Linked DNA regions of Homo sapiens: region 1 is linked to region 2. The links are chromatin loops, found by intact Hi-C in ENCODE. Cell type or tissue: sigmoid colon. All regions are shown on one strand. Each heading gives the region's core, and the rest is flanking DNA. Links, peaks and the distances in the headings are about the cores only. Region 1 overlaps PARVB (parvin beta). Region 2 overlaps PARVB (parvin beta).

Evidence for each region. A loop is a pair of places that touch in the nucleus more often than their neighbours do. Peaks named below come from ENCODE experiments on the same cell type or tissue, not always from the same donor. Only the 100,000 strongest peaks of a DNase experiment are listed, where the experiment ranks them.
Region 1: a loop joins it to region 2, with 3.0 times the contacts of the local background. A loop is called at or near these places in 4 of 110 quality-filtered maps.

What each region holds. Positions count from the first base shown.
Region 1 is chr22:44,088,159-44,096,506 of GRCh38, forward strand. PARVB (parvin beta) reads left to right here. Exons shown (of 13, transcript NM_013327.5): 2 at 5,770-5,859. Among named protein-coding and RNA genes, the nearest start is that of TRU-TCA2-1, 58 kb to the right of the region's middle. In sigmoid colon, for the core only: CTCF peaks have their summits at 3,395 and 3,602; a DNase peak (open chromatin) is centred at 1,263.
Region 2 is chr22:44,138,305-44,146,652 of GRCh38, forward strand. PARVB (parvin beta) reads left to right here. Exons shown (of 13, transcript NM_013327.5): 8 at 1,820-1,839. Among named protein-coding and RNA genes, the nearest start is that of TRU-TCA2-1, 8.2 kb to the right of the region's middle. RefSeq lists enhancers at 7,137-7,766, 7,767-8,348. In sigmoid colon, for the core only: no CTCF peak of the experiment used is centred there; DNase peaks (open chromatin) are centred at 4,577, 4,967 and 7,427.

The sequences.
Region 1 (8,348 bases), core at 214-8,213, 50 kb before region 2:
GCTCTCTGTTGTGCTGCTCCTTGAATATATTAAAAGGCCTACTATGTGCAGGAACTGGGTTGGCACTGGCAGGAAGGCAAGTTCGGGAAGGAGATAGTTACATGGCTGTGTGGCTTCAGCTGGGGAGAGGGGAACACCCAGGAGGGCTTCTTGGAGGAGGCGGCCAGTAAGATGAGGTTGAAGATAGGTAGGATTTAGTAGGGCACAGTGAGGTGCAAGATCAGGTAGAACTGGCTTTAGTCCTGACTCTGGGGCTTCACATCTAACAGCACAGGACCAGCCACTCCCTCACAGACTTGTTTATTTATTATTATTGTTATTATTTTTGAGACAGACGGAGTCTCGCTGTGTTGCCCAGGCTGGAGTGAAGTGGCACAACCTTAGCTCACTGCAACCTCCACCTCCCAGGTTCAAGCAATTCTCATGCCTCAGCCGCCCAAGTAGCTGGGATTGCAGGCGCCCACTGCCACGCCTGACTAATGTTTGTATTTTTAGTAGAGACAGGGTTTCATCATGTTGGTCAGGCTGGTCTCGAAGTCCTGACCTCAGGTGATTTGCCCACCTTGGCCTCCCAGAGTGCTGGAATTACAGGTTTGAGCCACCGTGCCCGGCCTCCCTCAGACTTGTTAGGAGACAAGGTGAATGGCTGGCATGGAAGATGCCCTGCACATAGTAGGTGCTCAGGAAACGTTAGTGGTGCTCTCCCCCTTTCCAATGGACAGTCAGCAATATGGGTTGGACAAGTATGTTCTGTAATCCGAGGTTGTGTGCCCTCTGGCTGGCCCACAAAATTTGAATTAATGGCTCGTATTTATAAATGGGGAGATTCCACACCAAACCCCACATTTCCAGCTTTTCTTGAAAACTCAGATCTGGTGACTGCAGCCTGCACTTCCCACTCTGCCATCCCGGGCTGAGCGAGGAGTGCCCGTCTCCAGAGACAGTGTGCCAAGGGGCCCTCCTCCTATCAAATGCCCTCCTGTCTCTCTCTTCCTACCTGGCCCCCCGTGCAGGCCACAGAGCGTGGTGCTGCAGGTGAACTCTGCTGCGGTGGGAACGAGTTGGCATCGACTCCCTCGTGGCTGGCTGCTGGGTTTCGTGTGGACAGAGACATTCATCTTAGAACAATGCAGACACTTAGGAAAACAAGCACAAGGCGGTCTTTTTCCCTTAATCACCCATCTCATGAAATCAAGCCCCAGTCCCTTGGAAGCTCACACCCTCCACACCCTCCAGACACTGAGAGAATGCATGCCAGCATGCCTGTGCCAGCGCGCCTGTGCCAGCACACCCGGGCCAGCACACCCGGGCCAGCAGATCTTTCTCTGTGACTGAAGACAGCCGGCACTTCACATCTTTGAAGGGTTTGTCTTTCTGGCAAGTAGACCGGTACTTTAAAAACCAAAACATTCCTGGGATTCACTGAAAGCCAGTAAACTGGCACCGTTCAGGTGGCGGGGGGGTCGGGGGAGGGGGGAAGCCAAGGGTGTGAGAGGAGCCCCTCCTTCCAAAAATCACACCGATCCTCTGAAGGTGACGATCAGATCCAGGCTGCAAGTTCTTCTGCAAAGGAGCTGTGTCCATAAGGGAACCCAGGCTGCAAAATATAGCAAGGCCCAGAAGGGCATCCCTCAAACCTTCATGGGGTTCAGCTTTGGACATGCTGGCTGTGGTTTGTCTCCACTGCACTCTGCAAAGAGCCCCGAAGGCCCTTTCCTTAGCCTGGCCATATTTCAAGGCCAGTTCAATTGCTGCCTCCTCCAGGAAGCCCTCCATGCTTCTCTGTGGAATAGGGGACCTCGCCTGCCTTGTGGTCACTCTTCCTCCAGTCTGTGTCTCTCTTGGAGCCTAATCACAGAGACCCTGTACATCCACAGCTGCCTCTCCCACTTGCAGGGAGTAGTTTGTGGGCCATGTGTGGGTGCTCACGGTTCCCCTTATTCCTCAGGAAATGTGAGGAAGTTCCTGTGAGGCCGGTATTCCCACCACCCCATGTTACAGATGGGGAAACTGAGGCTTAGTGCGGTGAGGGGACTTCCCCGAAGCCACACACCAACAAGTGGCAATGCGAGATTTGGACTGGGGCTCTGTGGCCACAGGCCTGGGCTCCTCCTGCCAACCGAGGGGTCTGCCAGCCTGTGCCCCCCTCCTCCTGGTCCCCGAAGCCTTTGCTTCCCTCAGGCCATCGTGCATAACCAGCCCCTTCAGAATGCGCTGCTGAGCAGTCCCTGGGCGGTGTTCGTGAGCACGTTTCTCATTTATTAAGGTCACAAAATCCCTGGCCCTGTTTAGTGTCATCTTTGATGTTCAAGGGCGGTGTGGAAATCTCTGTTTTGATATGACCCAATTTCTAGGCTTTCAAAATGTGGCTTCTCTCCTCCTCCCTCTCTGTGTTTTTGAAATCAGGTGAGCAGGGCTGCCTCGAAGCGTTGACCACTTGCCCCGAGGTCTCCCTCCCCACCCCTCAGGCCCAGGCACATGGGTGCAGTGCCAGCTCTCGGGCCTTGCCAAGAGGACTCTCGGGCGTAGCCCACCTGTGTAATCCTCCACACATAGGGAAACTGGGTCTTTTGTTCTTCCTCTGCCATCAGCGTGAGCACTGCAGGCAGCTGTGCTGGACGGGACCTCCCTGCCCCTGTTGTGTCCTCCTATGATGCCAGCCAGGACATGGAACTTCCACCCCGACCCCCTGTGCTCCAGGGCTATCATATTCCCAAGGATTTCTGTGAAAAATCACTTTTCCCTGTTTCCTTTCTGCCTTTTAAGACTCTCTGCTGGTTACAACTCTCTTTGTAACTCGTCATGTGGTACAAATACTTGCTGAAATTTGGTCCCTGTTTTCTCAGCTGATCTGGGTGACCTGTGGGGGTTCTTCTGGATTATTTTTAGAGAGGTGGGGCAGAGGGAGTCTCAAAACTCTATGTCTGTATCATTTCCCTGTGAAGGTATTTAACATTTGTCCACTGCTGGTGTAGCGTTATGCTAAGGATTTTGGAAATTCAAGGATGAGTGGTGCCTGGATCTTCCCTTAGGATGCTGGCTGTGGGTGGAGGACAGTGTGTGCGGCAGCCAGGCTGGCTCGCGGCTGGAATGTGGGTTACCTGGAGAGGGCCTGCTTTTTTTTTTTTTTTTTTTTTGCTATTTAAAAAAATTGTTGTAAAATAGGCATAACGTAAACTTTACCATCTTAGCCATTTTCAAGAGCAGAGTTCACTGGTATTAAGTACGTTCTCATTGTGCAGCCATCACCACCACCCACCCACAGAACTCTTTCATCTTTCCAAACCGAAACTCTGCCATCATTCAACACTACCTCTCTATTTGCTACTTCCCCCGCCCCTGGCATCCACCAGACTGCTTTCTCCTCTATGCATTCGCCTACTCGAGGGACCTCCTACTGGTGGAATTGTACAGTGTTTGACTTTCTGTGTCTGGCTTATTTCACTGAGCAGAACATTCTCAAGGTTCACCCATGCGGTAGCCTGGTCCGAATGTCCTTCCTTTTTAGGGCTAGATAATATTCCGTTGTATACGTGGACTACCTTTTGCTTACTCATTCATCTGGTGTTCTCAAATGCCAAGACTCAGTGACTGCAGCAGTGCCCGAAGGTTCCCTCGAATCAAAGAACTTCCTAACCCCAACCTGTACCTAGGCTCTGATACTCCTGCATCAGGCAGTCCTCTAGGATAAGGTGCCTGTTTAAAATGCAAATATATTACCTTCGGGGGAGTGGGTAACTGGCATCCTGGGGCCCCGCTGCCATTGTCCTTATGAGGGAGGGAGGTTGTGTTGTCCTGGAAGTCGGGTCCACGGTCACGTCCTGAGAGTCCCATCACGTGCCATGCTCTGGGCTGGGGACTTGATGTTCATTGTTTGGTTACATTTAGCCCTTCCAAAGACCCTGGCATTTTTGCAGTGTTACCTATAAATTCCATGTGCGGAAACATGGGTTATTTCCACTCTTTTTTTTGAGATGGAGTCTCGCTCTGTCACCAGGCTGGAGTGCACTGGTGTGATCTTGGCTCACTGCAACCTCCGCCTCCTGGGTTCAAGCAATTCTCCCACCTCAGCCTCCTGAGTAGCTGGGACTACAGGCGCACGCCACCACGCCCAGCTAATTTTTGTATTTTTAGTAGAGACAAGGTTCCACCATGTTGGCCAGGATGGTCTCGATCTCTTGACCTCGTGATCCACCTGCCTCAGCCTCCCAAAGTGCTGGGATTACAGGTGTGAGCCACCGCACCCGACCTGGGTTATTTCTACTTTTGGGCTATTTTGAGTCCTGCAGCTATGAAAATGGGAATAAAAGAGGGTCCGCTTTTTAAGAAGCTGAATATCGGCCTTTGCTGACATGAGAGGAGCTGGCATCCTTGGGCCCTGCTGCCATTGTCCTTATGAAGGATGGAGGTTGTGTCGTCCTGAAGGCTGGGTCCACAGACGTGTCCCAAGAGCCCATCATGTGCCATGCTCTGGACTGGACGCTCAACATTCATGGTTACATTCAGCCCTTCCAAAGGCCCTGGCATTTTTACAGTGTTACCTATAAATGCCATATGGAGAAATAGGTGCAGAGAGGTGAGTGGGATGTACCTGGGGTCTCACGGCCAGCATGAGTGGGGCCCTGTTGGCCTGCTGCTCCAAAGCCATCATGCCACACCCCCTTGCTGTTCCATCATCTGCCGCTGTGGAGGCTGGATGTCCAGAGCTAGAGGTGTTCAAGGTTCAAGGTGATTCTGGTGTTAAAAGAGGAAATACCATTTTACTTCTGAACCTGTTTCATGGAGAAAGAGGTACAGCTCCGGGCACACTGGCCTGGGTACCTTTGCAGCATGTGATCAGGGACTGCTCCCCAGCGGCCCTCCACCAGTGCCATGAAAGTGGCCAGGGCCCTACCTGCACCCGGCACCATGGATGCATCTTGGGGCTGGAACCTCGAGTCTTACATGCAGCAGAGGCTGAGGCTGTGACTGTGGAGAAAGCGTGACATTACAGAAGCAAGGGTTTTGGCACCTGGTGTCTGTGTGGGTGGGTATTCCTCCCTGGTGGATGTGGCTGAAAGGCCTGCAGGGTCTCACTGGTGCAGGGAGATGAGGGGTCATTTCTGGTTCTGGGATTGTCCCTAATCACTGGGCGTTCCAGATCCTGTAACTGTTCAGCACTCCCTTGAGACAGGAGGTCATGGTGTTTCTGACTTGGAGCCTCTGGCTCTCTTTATTAGATTCTGTTGCATGTTCCAGCCATCCTGACCCGGGTGTTCCATCAGATTTCTGTGCCTGTGAATGTGGCCATCACCAGTGACCCCACTTTAAACTCCAGATTCACCTGTATGCATGACCGGAGGGGGTTAGCATCTTGAGTCCGTGGTTCAGGACGCAGCCCCCCGGCAGAGGGAAGGCAGCCCCACTCTCTCATGCCCCATCGCTGTGGTCCATGCTTTGTCTGCCTCAGCAGTCTTGGTCAGATCTGGAAGCATCTGGAGGCATCTGGAAGCTTTGGTGTCTTAGTTATGAGTTTCAAAGGGCAGTGAAAACAGACTGGCAGAGCTCAGCGAGACCTGGGAAATATTTGGGGTGGGGAGGAACTGCAGAATGTATTCTTGGTTCAGAGCATTTTTCCCTCTGACTCTTTCTGGGCAACAGACCTTTTAGGAATGTTTGTTAAATGCTGAAAAAAACAGGAATTGATTTCTCTCTGCGTCCACAGCCAACATGTGAGGCCACGGCACTCCGTGTATACTAACCTGGTTTTTCTTTCCTTTTGCTCAACAGTGAGTGACCTGCAGGAAGAAGGCAAGAATGCCATCAACTCACCGATGTCCCCCGCCCTGGTGGATGTTCACCCTGAAGACACCCAGCTTGGTACGGGGGTTCCTCCGCTCCCTGCCCTGAGACAGTTGAGCTTCCGTGGCACTAAGTTGGTCTTGGGGAGGCCAATGAGGAGCCCGATAGATCTGGCCTCTTGATCAGATGCTGGGGGCATTTGGGAGTCTAAGTTCTTAGCTCAAGGTCATCTTTAGAAAAGTCCATTGGGAAAAGCAAGTCCTTCATTAAGGGTTTCTGCCCTAGTCTTAAAACGTAAGTTTTATTTTTCAGGTGGTGAAGCAAACAGATTGGGAGAAGACTGACTTGAAAAGATAGTTTGTTAAACTCATAGTTCTGAAAGGAGGTGTAGCAGGCCACTCAGGGCCATGCCATGCCACGCCATGCCACGCCACGCCACACCATGCCAAGCCACGCCACACCATAGCACACCATGCCACAGAAGGCCACATGGAAAGCACTAGTGTGAGGCAGAGGCAGAAGGAGCAGGGCTAATGCCTTTATTTGATATTTTATGTATATATTTTTTGAGATAGAGTCTCACTCTGTTACCCAAGCTGGGGTGCGGTGATATGATCACAGCTCATGGCAGCCTTTACCGTCCAGGTTCAAGTGATCCTCCTGCCTTAGCCTCCTGAGTAGCTGGGACTACAGGCATGTGCCACCCCGCCCACCTAACTTTTTAATTTATTTGTAGAGATGGGGTCTTGCCATGTTGCTCAGACTGGTCTCCAACTCCTGGGCTCAAGCAGTTCTCCTGCCTCGGTTTCCCAAAGTGCAGGGACTACAGATATGAGCCACTGCGCCTGGCCCCAACACCCTTACTGTGGCTTTCTCTGAAGGAATGGGCAAGGCTGGGTGAACAGGCCTAGGCCTGGCTTGTTGGAATCGTTTCACTGGGCTTTGCGGTGCAGGAGCTGTCCTGAGTCTTCTCAGTAAGAAGACTCTTCTTCTTCCACACCACGTGGCGTGGCGTGGTATGGTGTGGCGTGGCGTGGCATGTCCCCAGGGCCAGGGGAGATTAGGGTGAGGATATTGGCTGGGAGTGTAGGAGCCCCGTGAGAGCCCAAGGAAAGAGGTGGCTGGGGACTCTGGGCTCTGCGGCTCAGGCTCTGAGTGGTTTTCATATGAAAGGTGTGCTCACAGAGGGTGGTTTACCATCTCTAGGAATTAGCTTGCCCTGGAGGTGCAATCTCTCCAGAGTCAGCAAGGCCCCGAGATGCCAAGCACCAGAAAATACAGAAAACAGGGCGGGCACGGTGGCTCACACCTGTAATCCCAGCACTTTGGAAGGCCAAAGTGGACGGATCACTTGAGTTCAGGAGTTTGAGATCAGCCTGGCCAACATGGCGAAACCGCGTCTCTCCTAAGAATACAAAAATTAGCCGAGTGTGGCTAGCCTGTAATTCCAGCTACTCTGGAGGCTGAGGCAGGAGAATCGCTTGAACCCGGGATTGGGATGTTGCAGTGAGCCGAGATCGCACCACTGCACTCCAACCTGGGTGACAGAGCGAGACATCTCAAAGTAAAAAAAAAAAAAAGAAAAAAAGAAAATGCAAAACACAATTAATATGCTTCTTCCCTTTGGGCCAGCCAGAGCTGCCCGCGGCCTGGGCTTGCAGGGTGGGCTCTGCCAAGTGGCCCAGGCCCCTGCGCTCACTGCCTGATGTAATGGGTAACAGCCAAGACACATTTTCCTTAAAGTGTGTTTTGGGATCTAGCTGATCTGGAAGGCATTTATGGAACATTCTGCGTATTTCCAAACCCTGGTTCGAAGGGAAGTCCCGGTTCATCCCTTTTTTGTGGTTTCCGTGACGAGGCCAGGCCAGCAAGAGCTTATGGAGAAGAAACGCCGATGCAAGTTCAGCCGCCAACCGACCCGAAGCCAGAGCTGGTGATGCTGCCTGAGGTCGCACCAGGGTCCACGGGGCTTTCTCTCCCTCCGCTTAGAAGAGAGTGGCCCCACCAGGCTCGGTGGCTCAGGCCTGTAATCTCGGCACTTTGGGAGGCTGTGGCAGGTGGATCACCTGACGTCAGGAGTTCGAAACCAGCCTGGCCAACATGGCAAAACCCTGTCTCTACTAAAAAATACAAAAATTGGCTGAGTGTGGTGGCAAACACCTGAAATCCCCGCTACCTGGGAGGCTAAGTCAGGAGAATCGCTTGAATCCAGGAGGCGGAGGTTGCAGTGAGCCGAGGTTGCACCACTGCGCTCCAGCCTGGGCAACAAGAATGAAACTCCATCTCATAAAATAATAAAATAAAATAATTAGCCAGGCATGGTGGCACACGCCTATAGTCCCAGCTACTCAGGAGGCTGAGGTGGGAGGATTGCCTGAGTCTGAAGAAGTTGAGGCTACAGTGAGCCAAGATCACACCACTGCACTCTAGCCTGGGTAACAGAGTGAGACCTTGTCTCAAAAAATAATAATAATTGAACTCACTCACTGAATATTTGCACAGCACCTGATTCTTTCTGAAGTCCTCTTTGTATATTTCATATCCTTTGGGCTCATAAATGTCATCAT
Region 2 (8,348 bases), core at 81-8,080:
CCCCAAAGTCAGGGAAGGGGAGATTTCAGTGAAAGCCACCTCAATCAGATATCAGATGGCCCTGAGCAGTGAGGAAGGGAGTTGGGATTTTCTAGCCTGAGTCAGTGTCCCTCTGCCAGCCAGGGTCAGGGTAAAGGAGAGGCTGGGTCACCTCTCCAGGATGATGCCCCAGGTAGGTTCTCCTCAGGGCTGGTCATCCCATCCTTGTCTCCTGTTCCTTCCCCTCCCCGTGGCTGCGGAGGCTCTGACGGAACATTTGAATCATTGGATGTCTGCTGAAAACCAGCGGCCCAAAGATCCACATTCAGTTTCCTAAGGCAGCATTGCCACCTCCTATCCAGTCTCAGTGTTCCCCTTTCTCTTTCAAGAGGTGGCTATGAGGTCACCCCTTCCAGGAAGCCCTCCTGTCTGCCAAGCAGGAGTGCTTGGCTTCCTGTTAGTTCCCTTAGCCTCTGGACACATGTGGCCAACATTGAAATATTGGCTTATGAGGTCTGTCACTCCCAGGCATCCTGAGGGCAGGGCCACATAGTGTTTATCTCCAGGGGATGTTAATTTCTGTATCTGCACAGCCTGCACATAGTAGGTACTCAAGTAAGTGCTTGTTAAATAAGATGGAGCCAAAGGACTTGAGCCTAGAGGGATTTGGGGACAAAGTAAAGACTTCCTTGCCTCTCAGGAAGGCAGTGCATGGAAAGGATCTGTGCACTCACTCACTGGGAATCTTTGAGGAGAAGCTGCTCACCACTCCCGTCTCCCCCATTGCTTCCGCTGCCGCCTGCCTGAGATCAGGGCCTGGCCTCGTGGTTCTCCAGGATCCTTTAGTTCCACAAGTCCTGCAAGTACATTGTGTTTACTCCTGGAAACATGAGTAACCTGCAACCTTGTGTGTGTGTTTGTTTGTTTATTTATTTATTTGAGACAGGGTCTTGCTCTGTTGCCCAGGCTGGAGTACAGTGGTGCGATCCCAGCTCAGTGCAGTCTTGACCTCCCAGGCTCTAGCGATCCTCCCACCTCAGCACCTGAGTAGCTGGGACTAGAGCGCACGCCATGACACCCAGCTAATTTTGTATTTTTCTTAGAGGAGGTTTTGCCACTTTGGCCAGGCTCGTCTCCAGCCTTGCATTTTTTTATTGTTTTGTTTGTTTGTTTGTTTGTTTTTTGAGACAGAGTTTCACTCTTGTTGCCCAGGCTGGAGTGCAATGGTGCAATCTCTGCTCACTGCAACCTCCACCTCCTGGGTTCAAGTGATTCTCCTGACTCAGCCTCCCAAGTAGCTGGGATTACAGGTGCCTGCCACCATGCCCGGCTAATTTTTGCATTTTTAGCAGAGATGGGGTTTCGCCATTTTGGCCAGGCTGGTCTCGAACTCCTGACCTCAAGTGATTGACCCGATTCTGCCCCTCAAAGTGCTGGGATTACAGGCATGAGCCCCTGTGCCCGGCCCAGCCTGTGTTTTGAGCGTTCCACGGCTGCTGGAAGACCTGTTGTCTGCTGAAATCTTCATATTAACCACTCTTCTGATTTAAGTACCTCCCCTCCAAACAACATTACCAGGGTGGTTAATGTGCAAATAGAGATGGTGATTTGCTGCTGACCTTGTGCAAACATTAATAATTCACACAAGCACCTCTCGTTTATAATTAGAGCAGGCTGGAACACAGCACCATGTGACTTGCGTTCTTATCAGTAGGCCTTTACCTGGGCAGCGAGGGCCCAGCTTTCTGGCTGGCTCTGTCCCTCATCCTCCATTGTGCTGCTTGTGAAACTGTGTTCTGAGTGACCCATCTCATGGCTCTCTCTGTGTTCTTGTTTGCAGGATGATGATGGGCCGGTTCGGTAAGTAACCCCAGGGAAAGTGGGGAGATGGAGGCATGTTAGGGCTCCCCCAGGAAGCTCCCAGAGAGTGTACATGGTTATCTGGAGGGAGTGGGAAACTAGATGGGTCTCACTGCCCCCATAGTTCTGGAATCCTAGAGAAAGTGCACAGCCCACCCCCACCTTTCTGTATAATGGGCTTGTTTCTCAGAGCTGAGAGTGGCTGGGTTGTGCTAGGAGGAGTGGGGTGGAAGGCTGGGTGACCAGCTAGGGGAGCAGGAGGGGCCTGGGATGTAACACTGGCTGGAACTGTCAGGGGCTGGAGCAAGAGTGGTTGAGGGTAAAAGGGAGGGAGGAGAGGCAGCCAGCACATGGAGCGTCGTTAGCTGGCTGGAAGAGAGTGGCTCAGCTCTGTGGATGTCCTTCCATGTGTATTATTTCCTCCTGGAAACCACTGGTTTAGCAGACTTCCTTAGAGTCAGGCAGCCAGGGCTCATTCCTGGCTGGTGGCTTGTGGCCTGCCCCTTCCTCTCTCTGCTCCTCATCCGTGAAATGGGAGTGTAAAAGGCTCTCCCCAGGCAGGGGCTGCTGTGAGTATTGGGTGAGATCACAGGTGAGTGCCCTGCTTGGCCGGGGGACAGCCCTCTATGTGGGCTGGTTTTATTAGTGTTGGTTTTCAGTGGCTCTTCCCAAAGAGAGAGAGGTAATCACTCTCTCTTCCCTCATGAAAGCCTGAGACCTCATCTTCATCTCGGTGAGGGATGGTAACGTTTCAACCCTCAGTACCAGGATACCCCGGCCCTCGGCCTGGCCAGCCTCAGTGCTTTGGGAAGCATTTCAAAAGAGAAACCTCTTGACCCCCAGATACCCTGTTCTCCAGTGAGCAGGGAGGGGAGAACAGCTCTTAAAAGGAAAAATGGAAACCAGATAGAAGTCTCCCACCTGCCTCTCTAGCGGAGCTGATATCTGTCTTTTGGGGGCCCTCTGGGTGGGGGTGCCACCCCCTGAGTCCTATACAATGAGGGCTGGGCCAGCTTGGCCATGGGGCTCTGTAACCTCAAGTTATTATGGGGACCAGCTAGGATGCCATTGCTGCTTATCTATTGTATTAGGGTTCTCTAGAGGGACAGAAGTAATACGATAGATAGATATATATAAAGGGGAGTTTACTAAGGGTATTAACTCACACGATCACAAGGTCCCACAATAGTCCTTCTGCAAGCTGAGGAGCAGGGAAGCCAGTTTGAGTCCCAAAGCTGTAGAACCTGGAGTTTGATGTTCGAAGGCAGGAAGCATCCAGTATGGGAGAAAGATGGAGGCTGGGAGACTAAGCCAGTCTAGTCTTTTCATGTTCTTCTGCCTGCTTTTTATTTTGGCTGTGCTGGCAGCTGATTAGGTGGTGCCCACCTGGATTAAGGGTGGTCTGCCTTTTCCAGTCCACAGATTCAGATGTTAATCTCCTTTGGCAACACCCTCACAGACACACCCAGGAACCACGCCTTGCACCCTTCAATCCAATCAAGCTGACAGTATTAACCATCACGCCTGTGGAGAGGGGAAGTGGCTCAGATCCTGCGGGGCTTGAATTGAGAAGATGCAGCCAGCGTGTCCCCCCTAGGCTTTCTTTACTAGACCTTAAGCTGTGCTGGGAACATTCACAGGCCTTCTCTGTTTTTTGTTTGTTTGTTTGTTTGTTTTTAAGGAGAATTCCAGCTCTTTTAAATTGTCTCTATTATTAAAAAACAAATGCAGGAAGAGAAAGAGAAACATCCTGTATATAGTTGCTGAGGGAGGCGAAACCGCAGTGGGGTCACAGCTCATGGGACCGGGGTGAGGCGTCTCCCCACCCTGCGTCTAGGTAGAGGCGCGTTTTGGGGGCCCAGTGCCCCCCTCTGTCACCTCTTCTCCATCTTTTCTTCCTGGAGGAGGCTCAGAACCCCTTTGGAATTGTAGAGGCCTAAAGATGAGGAGAGGGCCGGGCGCGGTGGCTCATGCCTTTAATCTCAGCACTTTGAGAGGCCGAGGTGGATGGATCATGAGGTCATGAGATCGAGACCAGCCTGGCTAACATGGTGAAACCCCGTCACTACTAAAAATACAAAAAAATTAGCCGGGCGTGGTGGCGGGCACCTGTAGTCCCAGCTACTCGGGAGGCTGATGCAGGAGAATCGCTTGAACCCAGGAGGTGGAGGTTGCAGTGAGCCGAGATTGCGCCACTGCACTCCAGCCTGAGTGACAGAGCAAGACTCTGTCTCAAAAAAAAAAAAAAAAAAAAAAAAAAAAAAAAAAAAAGATGACAGTGGGCCCCTCAAGCATTTTTGAGTCTTTTTGTTTTTTTTGTGGCGCTGTCACTTTTGTGTTTGGTTCGGGCCTTGTTGGAGGTTTAGGGAAAAGACAGTCTGTTCAGTTCAGTTGGGAGCACATGGGCCTCAGGCTGTGTATAGCACCCTGTGGCCCGAGGGCCCAGAAGCCTGGCCCCGGAGCCCCTGCCACCCCATGAATGAGCTTTAGGGTCTGATGGCTGGGGCAGTGGCTCCCTAGGTAAGAGCCAGGTGTCACATGTGAAAAGTGGACCCAGCTGCCACTCCAGGGGTGGGAGGACTGTGGAATCGCAAGACCATGTACAAGAGGCCGATGGAATTGTTCTCGTTACTTTGTAGGCTTTATGTGCTGTGCTTGAGAAAATGCAAACAGGCTATTAGTCGGTGACAGGCAATTAGTTCCACCCCCGGCCTTGCTGCTTCTGCTGACGCAGGTTCCGAAGTCTCCTGGTTACCCAGCCTGGCACCCTCAGGCACAGCAGGGTGTCTGGCCCGGCACCCGCCCCTGTGGGGGCAGCAGCACGCCTTGTCTTCGCTTCCCTGCCATGCCATTCCCCTCCTTCAGCCCCCGAGAGCACCCCAGGGTGCTCCCTCCTCCAGCAACCTTCACCTGAATGCTCTCCCTCTAGATTACCCCATGGCTCACTCTTTCAGCTCTGCCAGCTCTTGGTTCAAATGTCACTGATCAGGGAGGCCCTCTCTGACTCCACTGCCCCAAACTGGCCTCCACTGGCTCTCCTCCCCACCCCTGCCTTAGTTCTTTCTGTACTCATGTGACACACCAAGCAGCACTCAGCTCATGGGGATGGCCTGGCTCCTCTTCCCTGTGCCAGTGTTTACACAACGAAGCTTGCACGTGTCTGGCAGACACTGGTGCCAGCAAACTTTCAGGGGCACCCACAGCCCCTGCCTTTCTCCTTTCACACATGGCTCCTTGACCCAGAGGTGCTCTGTGGGCTGGAGCTGACCTTTCCTCGGGGTGCACCCCACCCCCTGCCAAAGCAGCCAGCCCTGGCCACAGTCTGCACGCAGCTGGGGGCAGATGTTTTAGGAGCTTCTGGAAGGCCGGGCAGACCCTCCTTGGCTAATGTGCTGGGCTTTGCCAGGAGTGGTCTTCTGGGCCTCAGTTTCCCCACGAGTACCCTGAGCCAGGGAGGGATGGGGACTCCATTCTGCCCACTCCCCATCATTCCGGGGAGGGAGGTGGCTCCACAGGTCCTCGCTGCCTCCTGACAGCATCACTGTCCTGGATGAGGTGGGTGAGGAGGCTTCTCTCCACGGAAACAAGTCTCAGGGGTTCCAGGGAGGTTGCAGCCTGGTCTCCATGGCAATGGGTGAGCTGGTGCGGCTTCTCCGCGGGCGGCCCTTCCCCCTCCTGGGCCTGCCCTGGGCTGGAGGCTCTTTCTGAGGCAGAGGGGAAAGAAGGGGGATGTGCCTTCCTCACTCTCTTCCCCCTCATTGTAACTCCTAGTAATTCCCCTTCACGTCTCTCCCATTTCTGCCAACAGGGCTTGTTCCAAAACCTCTGGCTCCATCCCATCACCCGTGGCTCCTGACTGTGCCCTCCATAACTCCCACGTTGCAGGCCACAGCCCCTGTTAACCCCTCTCACAGTCCACCCGGCTCTTGAACCTGCGCTGGGCTTTCTGGCATCTCTCTCTCCTTGTGCCTGCTGGTCCCTCGGTGGAGCGCCTTTCCTCCTCCTCTTGCCCCAGCAAGCCTGGCTTGAACCCCAGGACTGCTTTGTGAAGCCTTCCTCAGGTCCCCCCAGCCCTTGGTTCATGGGTCCCAGACTCAGGTGTCTCCAGGGACCAGGCTGATAATATAAAAGAGGAGAGTGTCTAGATTATGCAATGATAATGTCATCTGCCCCTTCACCCCAGGGCTGGGTGGCAGTGGGGAGTGGTGGGGTCTGGCGCAAGCTGGAGAGTCCACACCCCCATCCCCAGGGGCAGCTTATTGCTGCCAGGTGGGAGTGCAGGCTCACTGTTGCCACAGCCTCCAGTTCTTCAAGAGAAGCCAGAAGTTAAGAACTTTTGGACAAACTTTCCAATTTAAGAACTGTTCGCTCTCGCCGGGTACCGTGGCTCACACCTGTAGTCCCAGCACTTTGGGAGGCTGAGGCGGGTGGATTACTTGAGGTCAGGAGTTCAAGACCAGCCTTACCAACATGGCGAAACCCCGTCTCTACTAAAAATACAAAAATTAGCCAGGTGTGGTGGTGCATGCCTGTAGTCCCAGCTATTCAGGAGGTTGAGGCAGAATTGCTTGAACCCGGGAGGCAGATGTTGCAGTGAGCTGAGATCATGCCACTGCACTCCAGCCTGGGTGACAGAGTGAGACTCTGTCTCAAAAAGCCTAAAGACCAAAACAAAACAAAAGAAAACAAAACAAATGAAAACTGTTGACTCAAATCAAAACATTACAGCGACCAAGCTGAGCATTCCTGCAGATTGAGCTTGGGCAGCCCTGGCATATGGTCAGGTCGGTTGGCCCCCCGTCTGGCTTCGTCTTTTCTGACACTAACAGGGTTGCACTATCATAGTTTACTCCCTCTCCAGGCCCTCCCCCAAGTCTGTGCCTCTTCCAAGAGAGGAGTCCCTCCTTGTTTATCTCTGTGATGTCCCCAGAGCCTGCGGAGGCTCTGGGGGACAGGACGAGCGGGAGCTGTAAGGACTGAGGACCGACAATGCTCCTGCCAGGCTCCATGCTCCTGCCTCTACTCACTGCCCCACTTAGTTCCACACCAAGAGCGAGGCAGGGGCTGTGAGAATGCTGCCTTTATGGAGGAAGAAAGGGGGTCGGAGAGGGAAGGATTTGCCCAGTCATGGGGTGTGAAGTGGGGCAGCTAGAACAAAATAGGATCTATTTTCGTTCCCAAGGCCAAGCACATCACAGGGGTGCAGTATGCTCTCTCTGTCTCTCTCTCTCCCCTAGGTCAGGGTGGTCCCTGGGGAGGCCCCTGGGTTACCCCAAGACAGGTGGGAGGAGCTTCCTACCCGACCCTCTTCCTGTCAACCTGGGCTCTGCGGCTCCCAGGGCTGCTCCTTGTATTGGGGCCCCAGCCTGGCTGGTAACAGAGGGTCCCTCCACTGGGCTCAGTCTTCTGAGCATGCTCTGCCCCCAGGAACCTGGAGGATGGAAGTTGGGGGCCCTGGGTCCCTTCCAAATGCCCTTGGGTCCTGTGCCTGGTCCCCAGTGCCCATTTTCAGAGCCCCTGGCCCCTCCCTGCCTTGTGGACTGTGTGACGTGATGCCAGTCCCCTGGGTCCAGGGGCATGGCAGCCGGCGGAGAGGCCTCTGCGGCCCCGATGTCTCCTTGAGTGGCTTGACTCTGCCAGCCCAGCGGTGGCCCAGCTAAATATACCCTGGCTGACGTCAAGCACTCTTCTGCTCCTGGGGTTTTTCTTAAGCTGCATTTATAGTTTGCGTATTGCTTTGTAAAGATGTAAAAATTTCACTTTTTTTTTTTGTTTTGCCCCTTAGCAGACTGTCTTATTGAGTGTAGTCTTAGATGATTATGAAAATCATTTACAGCTGCCGCATTAGGAAGCTGGCGTGTGTGCAGAGGCAGGGCATTTTGGTCAATGTTGGTCTTTAGGTGAAGAAAACTTCCCTCCCTTCCCCCAGTCACGCACATGCTCACACACGCACACATGCGCTCACACAGGCACACACACGCTCACACGTGCTCACACATGCACACACGTGCTCACACGTGTACACACGCTCACACCGCACACACGCACACCCGTGCTCACACGCACACATGCTCACACATGGACACACGCTCACACACGCGCTCACACGTACACACGCTCACAGCACACACACATGTTCACACACAACCTCACACGCACACACGTGCTCACACACGCACACATGTGCTCACGTGCACACAGGTGCTCACACACACACATGCACACACGTGCTCGCACACGCACACATGCTCACACACGCAAACACGTGCCCACAATGCACACACATGCTCACACGCGCACACACACGTACACATACACTTTCCTTCTCTCCTTTCCTCTTTGTTTCTCACCACCTCCACAAGGCCACGGAAGGGGCTACTTGGGCTGGGCTGGGCAGGGGGGTGTGAGCTGCCTCCTGGGGCCCAGCCTGGGAGGAAGGGTCAGCATGCTTCCTCTGGGAGGAGGCTTGGCCAACTTCTCTCCGTAGGTCTCTGGCTTACCTGGGCCTA